2 separate regions of the Homo sapiens genome follow, and region 2 is linked to region 1. Evidence: chromatin contacts called from ENCODE Hi-C or POLR2A ChIA-PET data. All regions are on one chromosome and are shown on one strand. Each heading gives the region's core, a stretch centred on a gene start or an enhancer-like site at or near the end of the contact. The rest is flanking DNA. Distances are from core to core; before and after follow the strand shown. Region 1 overlaps MYO3B (myosin IIIB). Region 2 holds the start of ERICH2-DT (ERICH2 divergent transcript).

Region 1 (5,275 bases), core at 1,860-4,359:
ACATGTGAGCTTCTCCCCGTGTGGAAAAAGAATGGGCAGACGGCTGGAAACATCTTTTCTGACTCTTCGCTGCAGGTCTGAGTTTTGGAGTAAGCTTATCTGAACCTTTCCTGGAGACCACATATCACCGTTGGAGCTCCCACAGCTCCTGTGCTCACCCCTATCAACACCCTAGTCAAAGCAGACTTGTTTTCAAATTTATTTGTCCATCTCTCTCAGAATATAAATTTCACAAGAGCAAGCCTGGCTCTTGCTCCCTGTATTATATCAAACATAGTGTCTGCCATTTAGTGGGTGCTCAAGTAACATCTGCTGGACAAATATCCTAATGAATGAGGAATAAAGGTATATTTTATTATCTCCCAGCCCTCTCTGAAATTTAAACCAACAAACTGATCTCTTGCTAAATACTGTTTTAGCAGACAACCTGAGTTTTTCTAGTTTTTCCAGGAGTTTTAGTAACTTAGCAAACATAAATAGCACTTTGGGAGGCAGAGGCGGGCGGATCACGAGGTCAGGAGATGGAGACCATCCTGGCTAACACAGTGAAACCCCATCTCTACTAAAAATACAAGAAATTAGCTGGGCATGGTGGTGGGCGCCTGTAGTCCCAGCAACTCCGGAAGCTGAGGCAGAAGAATGGCGTGAACCCAGGAGGCGGAGCTTGCAGTGAGCCGAGATCGTGCCACTGCACTCCAGCCTGGGCGACAGAGCGAGACTCCGTCTCAAAAAAAAATAAAAATAAAAATAAAAAACCCTGCAGACATACCCTTTGAACCTAAAAGAAAAGTTGGAAAGAAAAACAAAAAAAAACACGTATCTAACGTAGGACTGTATCCAAAATATACAAAGAACTCTTAAAACTCAAGAATAGGAAAACAAACAATGCAATTTTAAAATGGTCAAAAAATCTGAATAGATACCTCACCAAATAAGACGCACAGATGTCAAATAAGCATGTGAAAGAAATAAGCTGTGAAAAGATGCTTAATATCATGTTATCAGTGAATTGCAAATTAAAATAATGAGATGTGACTACACAACTATTAAAATGTCAAAATCTGGCCAGGTGCAGTGGCTCACGCCTGTAATCCCAGCACTTTGGGAGGCCAAGGCAGGTGGAGCACCTGAGGTCAGGAGTTCGAGACCAGCCTGGCTAACATGGTGAAACCCCGTTTCTACTGAAATACAAAAAATTAGCCAGACGTGGTGACACATGCCTGTAATCCCAGCTACTTGGGAAGCTGAGGCAGGAGAATCACTTGAGTCCGGGAGGCAGAAGTTGCAGTGAGCCAAGATCGTGCCATTGTACTCCAGCTTGGGCAACAAGAGCTAAACTCTGTCTCAAAAAAAAAAAAGTAAAAATCCAAGATACTGACGACCCCAAAGGCTGACAATGATGCAGAGCAACAGGAACTCTCACTCATTGCTGAAGGAAATGCAAAATGGTAAAGCCAGTTTGGAAGACAGTTTGGCAGTTTCTTGCAAAGCTAAACATACTCTTACCACACAATCCAGTAATCATGCTCCTAGGTATTAACTCAAATGAATTAAAAAGTTACATCCACACCAAAACCTGAACACAAATGTTTATGGTAGGTTCACTCATAATTGTCCAAACTTGGAAGCAACCAAGATATTAAGCTATCAAGCCATGACAAGACATGAAGGAATCTTTTTTTTTTTTTCTAGACAGAGTCTTGGTCTGTTGCCCAGGCTGGAGTTCAATGGCGTGATCTCGGCTCACTGCAACCTCTGCCTCCCAGGTTCAAGTGATTCTCCTGCCTCAGCCTCCTGAGTAGCTGGGATTACAGGCGTGTGCTATTACGCCCAGCTAATTTTTGTACTTTTAGTAGAGACAGTGTTTCGTCATGTTTCTCAGGCTGGTCTAGAACTCCTGACCTCAAGTGATCCACCTGTCTTGGCCTCCCAAAGTGCTGGGATTACAAGCATGAGCCACCACACCCAGCCGACATGGAGGAATCTTAAATGCATATTATTATTATTATTTTAGAGATAGGATCTTGCTCTACTGCCTAGGCTGGAGTGCAGTGGTACCATCATAGCTCACTGCACCCTCGACCTCCTGGGCTCAAGTGATCTTTCTACCTCAGCCTTCCATGTAGCTAGGAATATAGACATGCACCAAAACACTTGGCTAATATTTAAATTTTTTGTAGAGACAGGGTGTTGCTGTGTTGTCCAGGCTGGTCTTAAACTCTTGGCCTCAGGCAATCCTCCCACCTCAGCCTCCCAAAGTGCTGGGATTACAGGTGTAAACCACCACACCTGGCCTCTTAAGTACATATTGCTAAAGTGAAAGAAGTCAATCAGAAATGGCTATATACTGTATGATTCCAACTATATGACATTCTGAAAAAGGCAAAGCTATGGAGGCACTAAAATCAATAAGTAAATAAATAAAAAAACAAATAGTGGTTGCCAGGGGCTTGTGGGGAGGGAGGAATAAGGAGGTAGAGATGGGATTTTTAGGTCAGTGAAATTATTCTGTATGATACTGTCATGATGAATACAGGTCATTACGCATTTGTCAAAGCTCACAGAACGTACAGCACAAACAGTGAACTCTAATGTAATAATAATAATAGTGTATCAATATGGGCTCATCAATTGTAATAAATGAACCATGCTAATACAAGATGTTAATTATAGAAGAAACAGGGAGAAAAGGAGAGGAGAAAGGGTATGTAAGAATTTTGTACTTTAAGCTCAATATTTCTGTAAGCCAAAAATTACTCAAATAAGTAAACTCTATTAACTTTTTAAAACGCAAACAAATTTATTATTCTCAATCTTAGAAAACAAACAAACATAAAAAGAAGAAAAATCACTACAACCCTACCATTAAACAATTGTATGTTTGATTTTAAAGTTGAAAGAATCCTTTAAAATGAAATAAACTAGGCAGCTGTGGTTAACAGGGCAGTCTTGAGAGTATGTGTTGTTTCAATTATATCAAATAAGAAAAGAATTTAAAAATAAATTTTCTCTAGGCACATTTTACAGCCATGCCATCAACATCCAATCTTGGAAGCCAAATACCCTAACTTGACTCACACACCACCCGCCTTGTGTTGTTTGGCATCTGCACTCCTGATGTCCTGGGCCAACGCCAAAACCTAACTTGGCATTGGCAAAAAGTGCATCATGACCTAACGAACTCAGGAAAGCACCGGAAAAGTTTAGCAAGAACTTTTCACAGCTATGTTTGCAGCAACAATCTAAGAAGAAATGATGTTCAAAAACTGTTCAATTCTGTAATGTGCTTTAATGAGTCGCAGGAATGAGAACAGGCTGTGAAAGGTTTTTCCTGAGGTATGTGGCCTCAGGAATGGTGGCCTGGCATGTGACCTCTGCGGCTTGTATCTGCCACTCTCACATCTGTGGCCACTTTCCCCTCCAGCCGCCTCTAGACTCCTCTAGCCTCAGCTCCTCCAATAGAGTCAGAATCTTGCTATTGATTCAGCTGGCTGAGGGTGGAGAAAAGCACTGACCTTTGTGGAGTACATCCCTTGTTCTTCCTTTTCATCCTGATTCTTTCAAGGGAAATGGGGCACTATGATCAATCTTGGTAGGTATCCACAGAGTTCCTTCAGAGAGCACCAGTTTTGAACAGAGCCCTCAGTTGAGGTAAACTACTAGGACTATAACTGATGTCCAAAGCACCCTGTTCCTATTCTTCAAAATTACAAAACAAAGCAAAACAAAAACAAAGAAACCAAAAACCCAGATCTAGTAAAAATGAGAAAAGTCTCTGTATTTGTCCATTCTCACATTGCTATAAAGAACCACCCAAGACTCGGTAGTTTATAAAGAAAAGAGGTGAAATTGACTCACAGTTCCATAATCTGTACAGGAGGCATGATTGGGGAGGCCTCAGAAAACTTACAGTTCTGGCAGAAGGTAAAGGGAAAGCAAGCACGTTTTCACATGTCAGCAGGACAGAGGGAAGGGGGAAGTGCTGCTTACTTTTAAACAATCAGATCTTGTGAGAACTCACTCACTATCATGAGAACAGCAAGGGGGAAATCCGCCCCCATGATCCAATCACCTCCCACCAGGTCTCTCTCCCAACACTGGGGATTACAATTCAACATGAGATTTGGGTGGCGATGCAGAGCTAAACCATATTATTCCACCCCAACCTCTCCCAAATCTCATGTCCTTCTCACATTTCAAAACCAATCATGCCTTCCCAAGAGTCCCCCAAAGTCTTAACTCATTCCAGCATTAACCCAAAAGTCCAAGTCCAAAGTCTTATCTGAGGCAAGGCAAGTCCCTTCCACCTATAAGCCTGTAAAACCAAAAACAGGTTAGTTACTTCTAAGATACAATGGGGGTACAGGCATTGGGTAAATGCTCCCATTCCAAAAGGAAGAAATTGGACAAAATAAAGTGGCTATAGGCCCCATGCAAATCTGAAACCCAGCAGGGTAGTCATTAAATCTTAAAGGTTCAAAATAATATCCTTTGACTCCATGTCTCATATCCAGGCCACACTGATGCAAGAGGTGGGCTCCCAAGGCTTTGGGCAGCTCAGCGTTTTGGTTCTGCAAGTTTGGCTGCTTTCACAGGCTGGCATTGAGTGCCTGCAGCTTTTCTAGGCACATAGTGCAAGGTATTGGTAGATCTACCATTTGGGGTCTGGAGGACAGTAACCCTCTTCTCAAAGCTCCACTAGGCAGTACTCCAGTGGGGACTCTGTGTGGGGGCTCCAACCCCACATTTCTCCTCTGCACTGCCCTATTAGAGGTTCTCCATGAGGCTCTGCAATTGCAGCAGACTTCTGCTTGGACATCCAGGTGTTTCCATACATCCTCTGAAATCTAGGCAGAGGCTTCTAAGTCTCAACTCTTGTTTTTGTGCACCCACAGGCCCAACACCACGTGGAAGCCACCAAGGCTTGGGGCTTGAAGCAATGGCTTGAGCAGTACCTTGGCCCCTTTTAGCCACAGCTGAAGCTAGATCGGCTGGGATGCAGGGCACCATGTCCTGAGGCTGCACAGAGCAGTGGGACCCTGGGCCCAGCCCAGGAAACCATTTTTCCCTCTAAGCCTGCAGGCCTTTGATGGGAGGGGCTGCCATGAAGGTCTCTGAAATGCCCCGGAGGAGTTTTTTTCCATTGTTTTGGCTATTAACATTCAGGTCCTCTTTACTCATACAAATTTCTGCAGCCTTGAATTCTTCCACAGAAAATGTGTTTTTCTTTACAACCACATGATTGGGCTGCAAATTTTCCAAACTTTTATGCTCT
Region 2 (5,747 bases), core at 1,320-3,819, 220 kb before region 1:
GACTTAACTGATGCCATCTTGCTTCTAACCTCCTAGCTGCCCTTGTTCTTTCCTAGGTATAGGCTAAACTAACTTTGGGAAGAAATCAGTTTACAGTTAACACTGAAACAAAGATGATAACCACCCTTTCCCAAAGCAAACCCTCTTCTTGCCTGGGGACCAGACTGCCTTTACAGGATTAACAAATTAGCCACGAGATTCAGAAATTGTAGTTTAGGAGTCATGCAACCAGAGGCCACAAGATTCTGAACCTCCCCAGTTGGTATTATTTGGACTCCACACTCCACAGACTTCAGGAAAAACAAAACAAAACAAAAAAACAAAAACACCTTTTATAAAATGAATTACCAACATTTAAAATTCAGATTTCAAAAAATTTTTATTTTAGATTTCTCTTGTAATATTGGAAGACATTACATGTTTTTCTTCATCCCACTTATGCAATTATTTTACTGTTTTGTGCTACTGGTTTTTATAAGCTACCTTGTAGTCTAATAGGCAAAGACAGAATGAATAAATAGCTAGCTAGCTACACACTCAAGCCCTGCAACTCTGGTGAGAAGGAGAGACAGAGCTGATTAAGCACTATCCTCTATCCTCAGGGAGCTTGGTGGGGGAAACATTACATGATGCAGGAACAATATTTCATGGCATAGCTTCAAATGTGTATACAAATGGTGTCAAGGATCATCCATCACTTACATTCATTTTTTAAACTGACTAAATATAAATTTTATATATTTCCTTTACAGTGTAATATAGTGCTAGGATTCCAGACTCTGGAGTCAGGTTGTCTATGTTTAAATCCCAGTAAACTGTGTGACCTTGAGCAAATTCCTTAACCTCTCTGTGATTCAGTTCCTCAACTGTAAAGTGTGGATAAAAACACCACCTACCTTATAGAGTTAAATTGCAAAGGTTAAAATAATTAGCTACCAATAAATAATAATAGTAGCACTCATCTCCTGCCAGAACTGCAGTTACTATAACTCCTCCTCCTATACTATTGTTAATATTTACAGCTCAGGGAGGCCAGTCCTGAAGGTGAACTGTCACAAATGAAGCCAGTTCTAAACGCCGAAACTGGATGGGGCAAAGAAGGGAGAAAACACTGAGGATGTGGCTCAACCGGTGAGCGTAGGTAGAAAGCTCTGGAATTCTGGAGTGGGTGCAATGAAATACCTAGAGATGCTGGAATTTCAGCTCTGGAAAACTCTTAACACGTAAAGAGAAATGTTATTGTTATTATTGTTCTCCAGAGATTACAAAAACCAAAACTATTTCAATTCACAAAAAACAAAATAAAAATTAAAAAATAAGTTGGATTTGGGGATCATTGTATTTGGTTTTTAGAAAAATGAAACATATTAAAAGACATTTCCGGTGTCCTTTTCAGATTTTTAAAAAGCGACTTCCAGGGGTTCTCCTAGGGTAAAAATAAGATTCAGCCAAGACACCTATGCCAAACAATAAATTGATCATTATACCATGTGTTACTTTAAATGCCACAGGGGCTCAGTGTAGAGTAGTTTGAGTAGTCAAAAGAACAATATCAACATTTTGGAAGTTTCAAGTCAATTTCATCATCTCATAAGATGAGAATAAGGCCCGGGAATATAAATGATTTGTCCAAATTCCATCGAAATTTGTATGGCTAGCAAGTTATATCTAGCTAGTAGTGATGTCTTAACTAATTTTCCAAAAATAAGTAAAAGAATTCCGGGCAAGGGCAAGGACTGAGGGAAGGGGGTCGGGAAGCCCTGGGATGGGCTGGGCCATCTTCGTTATTTGCGGGGAAGGAGTTGGTGCGTGTGCACCGGCCGGTCAAAGAATGGTAGTGTAGACAAGCCTGTCAGAATCGCCCAGTTATCTCCACACCCGTGTAGACACGAACGGCGCTTCCTCACCTCTTCCGACCACTGCGGGAGGAGGGTGCCGCAAGCCAGGCGCACCCCAGTGGCGCGCATCCTCCCTTCCCGGCGGCCCCTGGCAGCCACGGGGCCCGGGGCCCAGAGCCAGAACCAGGTGCGGTAGAGCGGTCCGCAGACTCGGGCGCCCGGTCTGGGGGTGGTCTGCTGTGGGGGCTGGGTCAGACTGCACACCGGGCTAGGGAGAGGGAGACCGGTCGTTGCCTCGGAGTGTCTTACCAGCTGGCGGCCCTCTTCAGCAGACCATCCGAAGGGCACACACCGAGAGCCAGCCCGGCTAGCTGCTCGCGCGGAGCTGGGGGCTCCGAGTCGGGAACGCAGCGTCGCCGTGGAGACTGCACGGCGCGTGGAGGAAGCTCGGGCAGCAGCCGAGGGTGGGGGCTGGGGGAATTGGGCGACGGCGGGGGAGGTGGCGGGGGCGGGGGCGGGGGCAGGGGCAGCCCGGGGAACCACGGAGAGGCAGGGTGGAGGCGGGCCCAGGCCGTAGGGCGGTGGAGGGCGCGGGACGGAGCGGGCGCGGCGAGGAGGGCCCGGGGCGGGGCTGGGAGGCGGGTCCGGGGGGGCGGGGCGGGGCGGGCGGCCGAGCTGAGGGACAGCCCCGCGGTTGTGGGTGTCCCGCGGCGCCGGAAACTGGGCGCACACACCCTCGGATTGACGTGCGCACGCGCACCGGTTACCTTCAGGAGCGCCGAAGAAGGAAAGAAGGTTGGAATGTCGGTGTCCATACCTGATTCTAAGCGAGGGAGAGGGAAGGGGGCGGGGTGGCCTCAGAGTTTTAAACTTGGGGAGTAAAAAGAAGTCTTGAGTTGGGAGAGATGGGTGTCCCTGGTAGTGGATGAACAAGTGTCCCCTGCAGGACTTAGTCCCCCAACCTGAGGTCGCCCCAAGAAGATTATGGGTCTCCGGGGGGAGTCCCTGGACGCCAGTTTTCCCAGAAGTCAGATTCAAGTGATTAGAACCAGAGACCCGGCTCTCCCCCAGCTAGAGCAGCCCAGGTTCCCTCTAGCGCCAGAGCTGCTGCTCTGCCACGCCGGCCAATGGGAGGTATTAGTGTTTAAGTAACTGCTTGGGTCACAGTAGGGGGTGGGGAGCTTTTCTGTTACAGAATTCTAAAGGTCCCTCAAGCTTGGCTTCTAGGAAGGAATTGGTTATTTTTCTCCACTTGGGATGCCGGAAGTAACTAGAATCAATTTGTTGCTAGGCAACGTGTTTTGAAGGACGCGTGTTTGTTGGACTCAAATCTGGATTCGACTTTCACATGGTAGACACATAATATCAGGTGTACTCCCTATTTAATCTCTGGAGTTGCTACCCGCTGAGGATATGTACCTTGGTAGATGGTTGTGAAGCTAAAATGACATAAAAATGTATAAAGCTCTGACATGTGGAAGATGCTTAATAAATAACAAATTTTATTATTATTATAATAAAAATAGAACCAGCTGGACCATTTCCGGAACCAAGAGAATACAGAGACGTGGCCATTTTTTAATTCTCTTAGTCATCTGTTCACATTCATTCTTTAAATCTCCTGTGAGCCCTTGATGATAGGTAGGAGGCAAAGGAAAAATGCCAGAATGGAAGTTTTTGAAAAGAACTCAATGGAGTCATTGACAAATACATCCCTAGTTTGATAAGGACATAGCAGGCCACTGCCTCCTCTATTACAGGAACACCCTTACATAGAAAATGTCTTGTTTGATTGAGGACTTTTCATTTAAACAAGGCCAAGGGTATGTCTTGATCAACACATTTGAAAACATTAGTTTTGTTGAATTTGCTTAGTACTGATGAATGGATAATGGCTGACTGGTTATTCCCATTGATCCACTACAAGGAAGTGTAAGAAAACCTCAAATTTGATTAAACTTTCTTTCTCTACCTATTCTTCCCCCTGACAGAAAAGCTCAAGTTCATTTGTAGGATGCAGTGTTTAGTTTACTTACTGCTCCTGAAGGGAGCAAAAATGGATTAATGGGCTGGGCACGGTGGCTCACACTTGTAATCCCAGCACTTTTTTTTTTGAGACGGAGTCTCCCTCTGTCCCCCAGGCTGGAGTGCAGTGGCGCGATCACGGCTCACTGCAAGTTCCGCCTCCCGGGTTCACGCCATTGTCCTGCCTCAGCCTCCCGAGTAGCTGGAACTACAGGCGCCCGCCACCATGCCTGGCTAATTTTTTTGTATTTTTAGTAGAGACGAGGTTTCACCGTGTTAGCCAGGATGGTTTCGATCTCCTGACCTCGTGATCCGCCCGCCTCGGACTCCCAAAGTGCTGGGATTACAGGCGTGAGCCACCGCACCTGGCAATCCCAGCACTTTGGGAGGCCGAGGTGTGCGGATCGCTTGAGCTCAGGTGTTTCAGACCAGCTTGGGCAACATGGCGAAACGCTGTCTCCACAAAAAAATATAAAAAATTAACTGGGCATAGTGGCACGGGTGCGGTGGGGTAAGGGGGGGTCGAAGCTGTAGTGAGCCTTGATTGTGCCACTGCATTCTAGCCTGGGCGACAAAGTGAGACCCTGTATTAAAAAAAAAAAAAGATTCATGACCTTGGAGAATAAAAGTATGTTCTCCACATCGAGGAGTGGTTAGAGTGATCTGGCTTCCACCTTGGGCCTCAAGGTCTTCAAGTGCCAAGTGGAAATACATGCACTACCTGCCCCTGTAGCTCAGAACATGGAATGAGAGAAAATAAAGCCCCTGACACAGAGCCTCGCACATGACAATTCGTCAACAACTGAGATATTATTACTTCTACCATAATATTCTGTATATAAATAAAAGTACTTTCAGGATAGCCGTAAGAATTAAAGATCATTAGGTAAAGTGCCTGGTCCAGTACCTATTTGAACCACTGATGATTATTTTGCTTCTCTCTGATGAAAAAGCACTACATTTCATCTTTATTTGTATAACTTGAGAAATAAGTCACCTAACTTTTCTGCAGAAGTTATTATTGGTGTTATACTCAAAAATAAAGCACAGTTTAGCCCTGGCCTGTGCATTTACACCACTGAATAAATTACCAAAAGTGTCTGTCTAGCAAGAGTTCGTTCTAACAAAGTGGAGAGGAAGAGCCAGTTTTATACAAATATTGAATCATCCCACAACTACATTTCATGAAACTCCCTGATTTTTTTTAAAAAGAGACTCTTGCTCTGTAGCCCAGGCTGCAAAGCTGGAGTGCAGTGGCCTGACCTCTCAGCTCACTGCAACCTCTGTATCCCCTCAGCCTCCTGAGTAGCTAGGACTACAGGCACAGGCCACTGCCCCCCGCTAATTTTTTTTTCTTTTTTTATAGAGACAAGGTCTCACTATGTTGCGTAGGCTGGTCTCAAACTCCTGGGCGCAAGCAATTCACCCACTTTGGCCTTCCAAGGTGCTGGGATTACATGGCGTGAGCTACCATGCCTGGCTAACTCCCTGATTTTTAATGGACTCATTTTTATTACAGATCTGAATGTTAGCAGTGCCTTATGTTAAAAATGTTTAAATCACTTTTAGTGTTTTTCTAATTATAAAACAAATGCAGAGAAACACAAAAGAAGAAATTAAAACCATCCAGAATTCTACCACTCAGTAATAACCTCAGTCAATAATTCTATTTTTCCTTCTATCCTCTTTGTGCTCACATATATATATATATATATATATATATACTTTACAACATTTGCATTAGATGTGTACACGGTGCCAGCATCCTTTTTGCTTAACTTTTCCTCTTAAACATTTCCCAAATGTATTTAAGCCTCAAAACATTTTTAATGGCTGTATAATATTTATCCATAATTTATTCAAACAGTCCCCAATTTGAAATTT

What was found. A loop is a pair of places that touch in the nucleus more often than their neighbours do. ChIA-PET counts read pairs that join two places held with the same protein, here RNA polymerase II (POLR2A). Pooled maps may share reads with other maps.
Region 2: a loop to region 1 is called in a map of ascending aorta, with 5 times the contacts of the local background. The contact joins the promoter of ERICH2-DT here to the enhancer-like site in region 1. A Hi-C loop is called at or near these places in 1 of 168 maps with a recorded cell type or tissue (ascending aorta) and 4 of 50 pooled maps. POLR2A ChIA-PET finds 5 or more read pairs at or near these places in 1 of 52 experiments (MCF 10A).

What each region holds. Positions count from the first base shown.
Region 1 is chr2:170,552,610-170,557,884 of GRCh38, reverse strand. The region is part of intron 32 of MYO3B (myosin IIIB); the gene reads right to left. Among named protein-coding and RNA genes, the nearest start is that of LINC01124, 160 kb to the left of the region's middle. Within about 2 kb of position 3,109, at least 3 of the 41 ENCODE cell types and tissues checked have a DNase peak (open chromatin) inside an H3K27ac peak, as active enhancers do.
Region 2 is chr2:170,767,588-170,773,334 of GRCh38, reverse strand. It overlaps ERICH2-DT (ERICH2 divergent transcript), which reads left to right and starts at 2,569. Exons shown (of 6, transcript NR_110185.1): 1 at 2,569-2,633. ERICH2 (glutamate rich 2) reads right to left here and starts at 2,957. Exons shown (of 10, transcript NM_001290030.2): 1 at 2,148-2,957. The coding sequence starts at 2,653. RefSeq lists silencers at 1,860-1,999, 2,320-2,379.